2 separate regions of the Homo sapiens genome follow, and region 2 is linked to region 1. A link is a contact called in ENCODE Hi-C or POLR2A ChIA-PET data. All regions are on one chromosome and are shown on one strand. Each heading gives the region's core, a stretch centred on a gene start or an enhancer-like site at or near the end of the contact. The rest is flanking DNA. Distances are from core to core; before and after follow the strand shown.

Region 1 (5,610 bases), core at 126-2,625:
AGTCCTGCAGCACCAGACTGAGCCGGCAGGAGTGGCCTCAGCCAGTCCTGCTCCTTTAGCTCCTGCTGTCCCCACGCTCCAGGCAGCTGACATGCCCTCCTCCCCCACGGTCAGAACAACATGTTTACTCATTGTGCACTGAGGCAGCAGACAGCAATTGTGTAATGGGGGTGGTCATGCTGGAGGGAAACAGATAGAAGCCTGTCACTGGGGAGAGATGTTTAGCTGGCTTTGGATGCTGTGAGTTCTCCCCCGACCCCCTGCACCCTGGCACTTGGGATTCACGCATTGAATGAGAAAGGAGTGGACCAGATTCCCTGTTCAGCCCCTCCTGACCCAGAGATGCAGTGAGGCAGGAGCCTGGGATGCCCCCTTATGGCCCAGGCCTATCTCAGTCCCTTCCCCTCCCACTGTGGGTTCTCTCCTCCCATCCTCTGTCTGGGGACAGCTTGTCTCCTTGCCATCTCTCTGTTTTACCCATATTCCCCCTCCTCTGGAGTTCAGACTCCTGCTGTCCTCCTCCCGGGGACCCATCACAGTAGTATCTCAGGTTGTCCTGAGCTGCTGCTTTTGGGGCAAGGCTGGGAAGTTGGGAAAGGGAGTGATGGGGATGTGGGCAGCACCTCTGGTTTCTTGACTGTCCCTGCAACTCTTCTGGGCTGGATCAACTTTGTGGGACCCACTAAGACACTTGGGAGCATGTTGGCATTAGCAGCAGATATGGATGTTGTCAGTGGAAAGCAAACCTCCAGTTCCAAAGCACTCCTGACTCCCTCTCCTCTCTCTTTTTCCACCCTGCCACCCCATTTCCCTCAAACTTCCCTGGGCCAGGGAAGGGGCCTGATGATCTCTGAGCCTGCTGGAGGATACCTGGATAGCGCATGGCAAAGTCCTGCAGTGAGGCACCTGGGGCTTATGTTGGGGGGCCAGGACCTCCTGGGGTTGGCCCAGGCTAGAGCAGGGAAGGTGAGAGGAGCCAAAACAGACAGCAGGACCTACTCTAACCCAAACATCCCCTCACACTACAGCCCTGGCCACTCCGGAGGGGATGCTGGGCCAGGGAAGAAGGCTGAGGAAGCTGAAATTGGGAAGAAGGCCTGGCCTGATTCCTGGTCCCCTCCCCCACTGCCCGCACCTCCACCCCTGCCCCTCTTTTGCCCAGCTGGTGGGCACTCCTACCCTGCTTGCGGCCCGGCTGCTGTCCCTCCTCCCCAGGGCTCTGAGCAGCCTCTCCACAGGGCCGCTGGACTTCATGGTGTTCGGCTGGCTGGGGTGCTGGCCCCAGGGCCTGAACAATGCTGGGGCCTGGCCCGGGGCTTCCTGGAAGCGGCCTGGCGGAGGCAGCCGCTTCCCCTGGGCGGAGGGTAGGCTGTCTGGCTGGTGTGAGGAGAAGCCCGGCCCTGGAAGTGGAGGGAAGTGCAGGCGGGAAGGGGGCAGGTCGCTGCTCCAGGAAGTGGAGGGGGGAGGATGTGGGGGAGGCCAGGAGATCAGATTCCCAGGATCTACCCTGCTGGGAGTGTCAGCCTGTGATCTTTTGCTCCCCCTACTCCCCCAACTCTGGAGTTGTCCCACACCTGGGACACCACACTCTCCAGGGATCTGCAGGGATCCATGGTCTTGAGATTCTGCCCCCACCCCCGGTGGGGCCGGGTGAGAATTCTGGTCTCGGGGCAGGGCTAAAGGGCAAGTGGGGAACAGTGTGTCCCAGCCAGGCTCCAGCCTGAACTCTCAAGCTCTCGAGGGACTTCCGCTGGGGAGGGAGTGGAGCTGGGAACTACTACCAGCAGGCAGGCCCAGGATCCCGAGTGTGTCCTGAGAGTCAGGTAAAAATGGGACTGGGGGCCCCCTTCCTGTCTCAGTTTCACTCGTTATGAAGTAGGAAAAGGAAAGCATGCACCGCCCACCTTTACCCTCAATACACCTTGCAAGGCCAAGTTCCAGCCACAAGACTGCTTTGCTCAGGTTTGGGGAGTAATCCATTCTCCTGCCACAGCCTAAGGCATATGAGGCCCTTCTCCTGAAAGCCCCCAGGTTTCTGCTCCTGACACAGTGCCCCCCACTCACCCATTCCCTGGCTTTGTTTCAGACATGATCTCACAGATCCCTAGCCCTCTTTCCAGCCCTGCAACTTGGGCTCTCTACCCAAGGGCTGCACCCTCCCCCCGCGGCAACCCCGAAGCCTGAGTACTACCTTCATGGCTCTCCTGGGTCTGCTCTCCTTCCTCAGCAGCTGTCCCAGGGCCTGAGGACTGGACAGGAGGTCCCCCCTCCCAACACATACTCCACCCCCATCCATGGGCCTCCGGCCTCCCTCCTGGGAACATGGCCAACTTCCCGTCCTGGGAGTCAAGGGAGGGAGGTGGATGGGGCCTTGAAAAAGGGGGAGTAATCTTCCTAAAAGCTAAGGGGTTAATGGCCTGGGAGTCTTCAGCCCCAAGCTGTGGACAGCAGCCCCTGGGACAGGCTATAGCTGTCACTTGAAAGAATGTGCAAATGTGCCCCTCTCATTTGCATGGTATTTATTGAATGTCCCAGTACTCAGGCAACTCCCCCAGCCCTGGCTTCTCCCACGGAGTCCCTTCTACTTGCTTCCTGCTCCTTCATATCCACCAGGATGGGTTCCCTGGGATGAAGAATCCTGCATTCTCTGGGGTGAGGCCTGCTGTGGGTGCCCACTTGAGACCCTTGCGAGGACCTGACTGGATTGGGCCTAGCCTGACACCTCTCCCTGGAAGCTCCAATTTTCCAGGCCAAGAAATGTGTCCCCAGGATATCCTGGCCAGAAGGTGGCATCTGTGTGGCAGGCCTGGGCTCCCTGCCTGTAACTGGAGAGGAGCACGGGCTCTGTGACCCACCCCCATCCTGCCAGCCTGGCTGTGTCCCAGCACATTCCAGGCCCCCGGCCAGTGTGGGCAACCGGGCCTGGCCTTGTCGAGCCCCCAGCCCTGCTTGGGGGAGATGGGGCAGTGTGACAAGGTGGGCAGTGGGGGTGGCTTTTTTCTGTCCAGTCCCAGCTTCTGCTCCTATGGCACATGGCCCTGACCAGGACTCCTCTACATGCTTCACTCTCCTGCTGCCTCCATAGGGGCTGAAAGTCCCCTCACCTGGAACAGGTCCCCAGACATCCTCTCACCTTCACTGGTCTCACACTCCCCACCCAGACCCAGCAAGGAGGTGCCCAAGCAGTGAGCTCGGTGAGGGGTGGGGTGGTCAGGATCCACTGTGGCTGTGAGTCCCTCCCATCCTGTGGCACTCGCACCTCGGAAGGGAAGCAGGGATGGGATCCCTATGAGCCAGTCCCGAGGGGAAAAGTAGCTCACTTGAGGAGGGCTGGGAAGGCATCACTAGACCCTCTTGGACCCTCACCCTCCTCCCGCCTGTAACATTCCAGAGCCTGTCAACCTCTCCCCCAGCCGGGCCCCCTCTCTCTCCGAAGTCTTGGGTTTGTTTGGAGAAACCCCTCCACCCACACCCCCCTTTCTGGAAATAGCTGTGGTTGGAAGGGAGGCTGGGAGCCCGGCCGCCGCGGAGGAGGGGTAAGGCCCAGGGAAGGAGCGAGGGAGGGCGGCGGCTCTGGGGGTGTTCCCAGAAGGGTCTGGAGGATGGGGGCAGACTGGAGGGGGCCGCAGAGCGGGGCTGGCGAGTCGAATCAGCCTCATCTGTGCCCGCTTACGGCCTCTGTCCCACATGTGAAGCAGGAAAGGAAAACGTTCGCCCGCACCCTGCCAGGCCGGGGCCCGAGCGCCGCTGCCAGCTGCTGCCGGGTCCCGGGCCTGCGTGTGTGGCACGGCGTGCGGCCCCGTGCGCCCCGGGTGCTGGAAGGCGTGGCGGCCTGATCGAGTAGGGCCGCGGCCGCGCCCCGCCCCCTAGTCACTGTCCCGGCCTCCCGCTGCTCCCAGCTCTCCGCGGCCAGCCAGAGCCCCCGGCCCCAGCCCTGGGCCGCGCCCCGCGCCCCGCGCCCTCTCGACCTCCGGCGGCCCCGCGCCCCCTGGCGCCCGCCCCTGGCACTGCCCGCGCGGCCGTGACGCAGAGACCGCCGCCCGCCCAGCGCGGCGCGGCCACTCACCTGCGGGGGGCGCCCGGCCGGGCGGGGGCGCGGCGGGGCGGGGCAGCAGCAGGGGGAGCCGCCGGGCCAGCCCATCCCGCCCGTGCCCGCGCCGAGCGGACGCGGAGGAGGAGGCGGTGGCAGTGGCGGGAGCGGGCGGCCGGGCTCGGCTGGGCTCCCTCCCGCCCCCGCCGCGCCCCGCGCCCGCGCCCGCGCCCGTGGCAGCCCGCTCCTCCTCCTCCTCCCTCCCGGCTCCAATCCCCACGTTCCGCCAGCTCCCCACCCCTCGGCCTCCTCTCCTCCCCACCTTCTCCCGCGAACCCACACTCACAAAGAGCCGAGGGGAGAGAGGGTGCGCAGACGGCCAGCCGGGCCGCGCCAGGGACATACTGGAGACAGGAAGTGGCTGAGAGGGGGAGAGAGTTGGAGAGAGACGGCCGCGGAGGACACGGGGACGGGAAAGTCTGAGAGACGGGGAGAGCCTGACCCGGCGGGACACAGGCAGAAAGAAACACGCGAGCCAGACAGACGCAGAAGAAACGGTGGGCGTAGGTCTAGAAGGGACTAGGAACAAGGGGACAGGGAACTGCCGCGCAGCGTCAGCCTCTTACCCTCCCCACAGGAGTGTGCCTGGGCTTGGGCCTGACCTGAGAGGACCACCCGTGGCTTAGCCTGGTGGTGCTAGCGTCCCCTACCCAGGCGGGCGCCTGAATCAGGTGAAGACACCTGGTGTTACTTTTGGCCCAAGTCATTGGACACCCTTCCCTGGTCCTCTGCCCCACAGGAGACTTCTCCTGGGCTAGTATTCTCAAAGGATTCACAGCTGGGGACCTTTCCGTCAGGCTCAAGCCCCCATCTCCACCCGCAAGCAGCTCCAGCCATCCCATCCACTGCCCTGCTTTATTCATTGAGACGGGAGTCTGTCTCTGTCGCCCAGGCTGGAGTGCAGTGGCGCCATCTCGGCTCACTGCAACCTCTGCCTCCCAGGCTCAAGCGATCCTCCCACCTCAGCCTCCCGAGTAGCTGGGACTACAAGATGGGCGCCGCCACGCCCAGCTAATTTTTTGTAGAGATGGGTTTTCGCCATGTTGCCCAGGCTGGTCTCCAATTCTTGAGCTCAAGCGATTTCCCCTTCTTGGCCTCCCAAAGTGCTGGGATTACAGACGTGAGCCACCGTGCCCGGCCCATTGCCCTATTTTAAAGAGCTGGACCGTCATTCCCAGTTCGCAGGAGACCTCTGAGAAGGTCTTCCTTACATTTAACTTGAGTCCAGCCTTTCCAAATGGAGATGGAAGTTCTTTCTATGGTCTGACCTCATTCCCTTCTTTTGCAGTGCCTGGTACTGGATAGGAACTTCATGGAATGGAGCTAATGGGCCGTAGGGCAGGTTTGAGTCGTGCCACCCTGGAGCAGAAGGTGGAGGGTAGGGATAAGGTAGGGGACATCTTCCTAGAAGTTCTGAACCTGTTGCCATTCCTACATTCCCCCAACGTCCTTTAGCAGTGAGCACTTCCTGAAACTTTCTCCCTCCTTCACCCTCCCTGCTGGATTTTCCATGATGAAAA
Region 2 (5,738 bases), core at 3,239-5,738, 2.7 Mb before region 1:
CTGGCTAATTTTTGTATTTGTAGTAGAGATGGGGTTTCACTGTGTTGTCCAGGCTGGTCTCAAACTCTTGACCTCAGGTGATCCACCCGCCTCGGCCTCCCAAAGTGCTAGGATTATAGGCGTGAGCCACCGCGCCTGGCCTGGAGACTCCTTTGTGTTCCCCAGTCTCCACCAACCAGTAAATACATAGTGGTGATGTCGCCATGGAGCCCGTGCACAGTACTCCCCTGGGGGCTGCACTCAGTGCTGGTGCTGGGGCATATAACCTACTCTCTGGAGAGCCCTGCGGGATGGTCTATGAGCTTTTCTGCCAGCAGGACCTGCAAACGCGCAGGTGCAGCCCCTCCTTCACCCTGCGATCTGAGAGATGCCATCAAGCACCGTGCCTCTATCCTTATCCAAAGCTGAGGCCTCTGGACTTAAATTTCAGGCCCCCATTTCAGACCCAACCTCTGGACCTTGAATTTTATCCACCACTCTCCTTACCCTCCCAGTGGGGGGATGGCTTTGATGATGCATCCTTGTTTCCTTCTTCCCTCCCATCCCTATCTCTTCCTCTTCCCTCTCCCCACTCCTCTCTTACACCTATTTTTCAAAAATTAAAGAAAATGTTTTTTAAACTGAAGCCCAAGAAGCATTGATCCTTCATGTATTTTTGCCTCCTCTTCCCCCATCCTTCCCCATGCCTCCCACCCTCCTCTATGTCTCTCACTTTCCGGTTTTTCCTCACCCCTCTCCCAACTCTCCTCAACTGTTCTTTTCCCTTGATTCTGGATCCCTTCTTTCTTCCTCACCTTCCTCATATCCCCTCACCCTCCTCATATCCCCTCACCCTTTCCTGTGCTTAGATGCAGGCTACAAGCTGCTGTGCATGGCACTGGGTCTGGCTGATGCCTACATGCTCTCAGAAGGCTGCAGGTTTGCTTGAGACATCTGTGGCCCCCATGCTGTGTCGCTGGGCCTAGGTGGAGGCGTGGTGAAGCTGGAGGGAAAGCTGGCTTTGCTTGGTGTGGAGGGACAAGGGTCCCCGCCTCAGCACACCTACCACCAACTGGTGCCAGGCAACCAAGAGGCAGCAGCCTGGGCCAGCCAGGACGGCTTGGTGGCATATCTGGATGTCAGGCACTTGGAACAGGTGCTGGGGGATCTGAAGGATGTGAAGGGCCAGGTCTGAGATCAGCCACTTCCCACTAAGAGGCCCCTCTATCCTGCACCCCAGCAAACACATGGAGCTCTGTGTCAACTTTCCAGGCTGTAGAAGTGGGCCATTCTTTGTGTGTATGTGTGTAGTAAAATATATATAACATAAAATTCAGGGACATTGAGTACATACACATTGTGCAACCATCAGCACCATCCATCTCCACAACATTTTCATCTTTCTTTCTTTTTCTTTGAGACAGAGTCTCGCTCTGTTGCCCAGGCTGGAGTGCAATGGCACAATATCGGCTCTACTAAAAATACAAAATTATCCAGGCATGGTGGCGCATGCCTGTAATCCCGGCTACTCAGGAGGCTGAGGCAGGAGAATCTCTTGAACCTGGGAGGCAGAGGTTGTGGTGAGTTGTGCCACTGCACTCCAGCCTGGGCAACAAGAGCAAAACTCCATCTCAAAAACAAAAACAAAAACAAAAAACCTAGATGTTTATGGTTAAGGAAACAAATTAATAATAATAAAAAAGATAATATCGATTCTTACAAAATACAGTAATTAAGAAAATTAATCCTTTATCACAAACTTTTGTAGCAGAGCACATCTCTCCATATATACAAGCATTATACCGAGGGTGAATGTGTTCCTCCTCTTACTTTTTTTTTTTGAGACAGAGTTTTGCCGGGCACAGTGGCTCACGCCTGTAATCCCAGCACTTTGGAAGGCTGAGGGGGCGGATCACGAGGTCAATAGATGGAGACCATCCTGGCCAATATGGTGAAACCCCATCTCTACTAAAAACACAAAAATTAGCTGGGCGTAGTGGTGCGTGCCTGTAGTCCCAGCTACTTGGGAGGCTGAGGCAGGAGAATCACTTGAACACGGGAGGCGGAGGTTGCAGTGAGCCAAGATGGCACCACTGCACTCCACCCTGGTGACAGAGCGAGACTCCGTCTCAAAAAAAAAAAAAAAAAAAAGAGAGACGGAGTTTCACTCTTGTTGCCCAGGATGGCATGCAGCAACACGATCTCTGCTCACTGCAACCTCTGCCTCCTGGGTTCAAGTGATTCTCCTGCCTCAGCCTCCTGAGTAGCTGGGACTACAGGCACACATCATTGTGCCCAGCTACTTTTTGTATTTTTAGTAGAGACGGGGTTTCACCGTGTTGGCCAGGCTGGTCTCGAACTCCTGACCTCAGGTGATCCACCTGCCTAGGCCTCCCAAAATGCTGGGATTACAGGTGTGGTGAGCCACTGCGCCTAGCCCCTCCTCTTACTTTGGGGAACATCCTACTCTGTCTATGGAGCAGCTGTTGTTTCACCACTTTACTTTCTTAATAAACTTGCTTATACTTTGCACTGCGACTCGCCCTGAATCTTTCTTGCATGAGATCCAAGAACCCTCTCTTGTGGTCTGGATTGGGACCCCTTTCCTGTAACAAATGCATTGGCTGATAGGAGAATAAAGAAAAAAAAAGAGGAAAAACTAGAGTAACTTCTCTACATAATCATATTATATGACCGTTTTGTTAACCATGATAACAGTTAACAAAATAATTTTCTTATGTCTAATTCTCAGTCCATGTCTGTATGTCCCAAAATGTCTTTCACAGCTGGTTTGTTCAACCATTCAATGAAGGACCAAACATTGCAGTTGGTTGTTATGTATCTAGTCTCTCAATCTTGATCTTCAGACCACCTTCAGCCCATCTCACCACATCCGTCCCAAGCCCTTTGAGCCAGCCAACCCCAACCTGCCATGTACTTTACAAAATGCTCCTTTTTTTTCCACAGTCGACTGCTTCTCTGTCCCTGGAGCTCTCCCCTTTATTCTCCAAGGTCACCTTGAGCACATCCTTCTGCTCCGTGAAATCCATTCTCCTCTCCCTTTCCCTCCCTCTGAGCTTAACCAGCTGCCACCGCAGGCTTCTGCCTTTCTTCACAGTGTGGCCAGAACTCGGTTCTGCCTGCTAGCAGAGGGCAGGGCCGCTGTCTTCCTCTCCTTGCAGCCCCCAAGCCTAGCACATGCCTGGCATCTAGTGGCAGCACAATAAGGAACCTGATGAATACTCCTTTCTTCTGCTCTCCGCTCCTCCTCCACAGCCTGCCAGCCATGGTCAGGAAGAGCAAGATCCGGAATGGGCTTGGTGTGTCCCGCGGGAAGGCCGTGATCCTGGAAGATGCTTCTCAGCCCAGCCCGGATCTCCTTCCTTTAGCTCTAGAGACTTCTTTCATTCTTTGTGTACACACATACACTAAGACTCAGGAAGTGGTTCTTGAGGCAGGACCTTAAGAGCCCAAGGAGTGGGGCCGAGGCTGGAGGTGTGGGGGTGTGACGGCCGGTCCTACTCTCCGGCCTGTTCAGATCAGCTCCTTCTGGGGACCACCCCTGGCACACAAGGGAGGGAGGCAGCTTGATCCCCCTAGCCCGCTTCCAGCCCTCACCTGGCTTTGTCTTCTGGGATAAGACGGGGAAATCCAGAGGATGTAAGCCTCTCCTGCCTTCGTGTCTTCCCCCAAGCCCTCGCTATCACAGACGGATGCAGGAGCTGTCTGGGAGGCTGGAAGCACAGACCTTGTCAATCCTCCCCCAGAGGGCGGGACCCGACGCGGACGTGTCTTGATTGACTGGGTAGCGTGGCTTCGGGGAAGGGCTTCCTCCCCTTTTCTCAGACTAGGATCCCTGGAAAATGGAGAAGCTGTGCTAATAGAGGGGGGCCAGAAATCCCCACTCTAGAATGCTGTAGAATGTTGGGAGACACCCAGGATGTGAGCCAGGGACTTTCTGGAAGTGTTTGTTCTGGCCCCACCCGACCCCAGGCAGTCCCCAGCTGTCTGCACAGTCGGATGGGGAGGGGGCTTGCACAGAGTTGGAGCCAGAGGAGAGAGCTGGCTCATCCCCTACGGTAGGATGGGGAAACCTCACAGACCACATTGTCACCCGGCCTCAGCTCTCCGCCCCGGCGCTCAGAGGGTAACTCTCACCCACCTCGTCCGCTTCTCTGAACCAGAGTGACCCAGGCTGCGCTCCGCCCCGCTCTCCTACCCCGAGTTGGCACGGAGGTATAGCGCCAGAGGGGGGCCCCAGGCGCCCCGAGGTCTTGCCCTTGCGGCTTTCCCTTTGCGGGGGTGGGCGCCTTCTTCCGGGTAGGGGCCACGTGGCCCTGGCCGGGCGGGGGGCTCGGCCCACCCCGCGCCGGGCCCAGTGACTCAGGCCGCAGCTGTTACCGCGTCACATGAGGGAGGCCGGCGGCCACTCGGCGGGGGAGGGGACCGTGGCTGGAGCCCGGGGCGGGGCCGCGCGGCAGGCGGGGCGGGAGCCGGGGGGCGCAGCTAGAGAGCCCCGGAGCCGCGGCGGGAGAGGAACGCGCAGCCAGCCTTGGGAAGCCCAGGTGAGGCCGCGGGGACCCGGCGGACTTCGGCGCGGGCTGGGAGAGACCACCCGCAGTCCCTTCCTCCAGGGCTCGCCCCAGGCCCGCGGAGACTCGTCCGGCGCTCTCCAGCCGCCCTGGAGCAACTTTGCTTCGAAGTTCCCTGGGCCCGGGCAGGGTGTGGCGGGGGTGCTGGCTGCACTTTTTTTTTTTTTGGTGGGCGGGGAGGTCAGAGCCCAGGGGAAAGGGGCTGGGGCGGGGGTCGGGGTTGGGCTGAAGACCGTTTCTCCAGGCTGGGTGTTGGGTGGGGAAAGGGTGTTTGACGCCCGGAGACTGGCGGGCCGAGGGTCGGCGTCAGGCTCAAGCCCCTGCCGGCGCCCTTGGATCTGTCCTGGGCCCCAGAGGCGGCGGGGCGGGGTCCGGGCTTCGCGGCCGTCGCCCCCACCCCTCTCCTGCGGGTAAAGAGGGGGCTGGGAGACGTGGATCCGACCGCGGGTTTCCGGGTGGGAGGGGCCGGGAATCGGGGCCGTGAAGGGAAGCCCTCGAGGGCCGGCCGGGAGCCCGGAAACCGAGGTCCCCCTTCGGCCAGTTTTAATCCCCCCGCCCTCCCCTCTGCCCCAGGCCCGGCAGCCATGGCGGTGGAAGGAGGAATGAAATGTGTGAAGTTCTTGCTCTACGTCCTCCTGCTGGCCTTTTGCGTGAGTGGCGAGGGGTCCTGGGGGGCGCGCCGGCAGGGTGCGGGGAGACCTGGCTCCACAGTGGTGAGGGCTGAGGGAATGAGAATTAAGGCAGCTGGAGACCAGATGTGGAAAGAAAGCCAGGGAAAGACAGCGCAGCCACTCCCTCCTCCAGTTTTCCTGGACACCTGAGGCTTGTTTCCACCGAGAATGGCCATCCTGGGTGTGCAGCAACCCCTACCCCCATCCCTCCTGGCCCTTCCTGTCTGGTGACCCAACCACTTGTGATATGGGGCAGTGGGGCAACCAGCCAACCGCCTGATGCTATCGCCATGGGGCTTCCCTTCGCTCTCCCTTCTCCCCTCTCTCCCTCCCCAACCCTCTCATCCCTGTCCAGCCCCTCTCCCCCTTTCCCTCCTCCCAGCGCTTGGGGGTGAGGAAGGGCTCTGCCCACTTCAATTTGCTCCTGCCCTGGGCTCCTGGCTTGAGAGGCTACTGTTTGTCTAGGGAGGGACACATCACTCTTGCTCCCTTTTCC

The links. A loop is a pair of places that touch in the nucleus more often than their neighbours do. ChIA-PET counts read pairs that join two places held with the same protein, here RNA polymerase II (POLR2A). Pooled maps may share reads with other maps.
Region 2: a map of ascending aorta shows a loop between it and region 1 (6-fold over the local background). The contact joins the promoter of CD63 here to the promoter of TNS2 in region 1. A Hi-C loop is called at or near these places in 1 of 168 maps with a recorded cell type or tissue (ascending aorta) and 4 of 50 pooled maps. POLR2A ChIA-PET finds 5 or more read pairs at or near these places in 1 of 52 experiments (CD4-positive, alpha-beta T cell).

Annotation. Positions count from the first base shown.
Region 1 is chr12:53,045,830-53,051,439 of GRCh38, reverse strand. TNS2 (tensin 2) reads right to left here and starts at 1,375. Exons shown (of 29, transcript NM_170754.4): 1 at 1,180-1,375. The coding sequence starts at 1,254. It overlaps TNS2-AS1 (TNS2 antisense RNA 1), which reads left to right. Exons shown (of 4, transcript NR_033854.1): 3 at 5,379-5,479. RefSeq lists enhancers at 2,371-3,214, 3,215-4,059, 4,757-4,806, 4,887-5,076 and silencers at 3,517-4,106, 4,177-4,246.
Region 2 is chr12:55,727,759-55,733,496 of GRCh38, reverse strand. CD63 (CD63 molecule) reads left to right here and starts at 4,488. Exons shown (of 8, transcript NM_001780.6): 1 at 4,488-4,544; 2 at 5,145-5,221. The coding sequence starts at 5,156. It overlaps CD63-AS1 (CD63 antisense RNA 1), which reads right to left and starts at 4,403. Exons shown (of 2, transcript NR_183514.1): 1 at 4,142-4,403; 2 at 2,645-3,835. RefSeq lists silencers at 4,142-4,521, 4,792-5,091 and an enhancer at 4,056-4,662.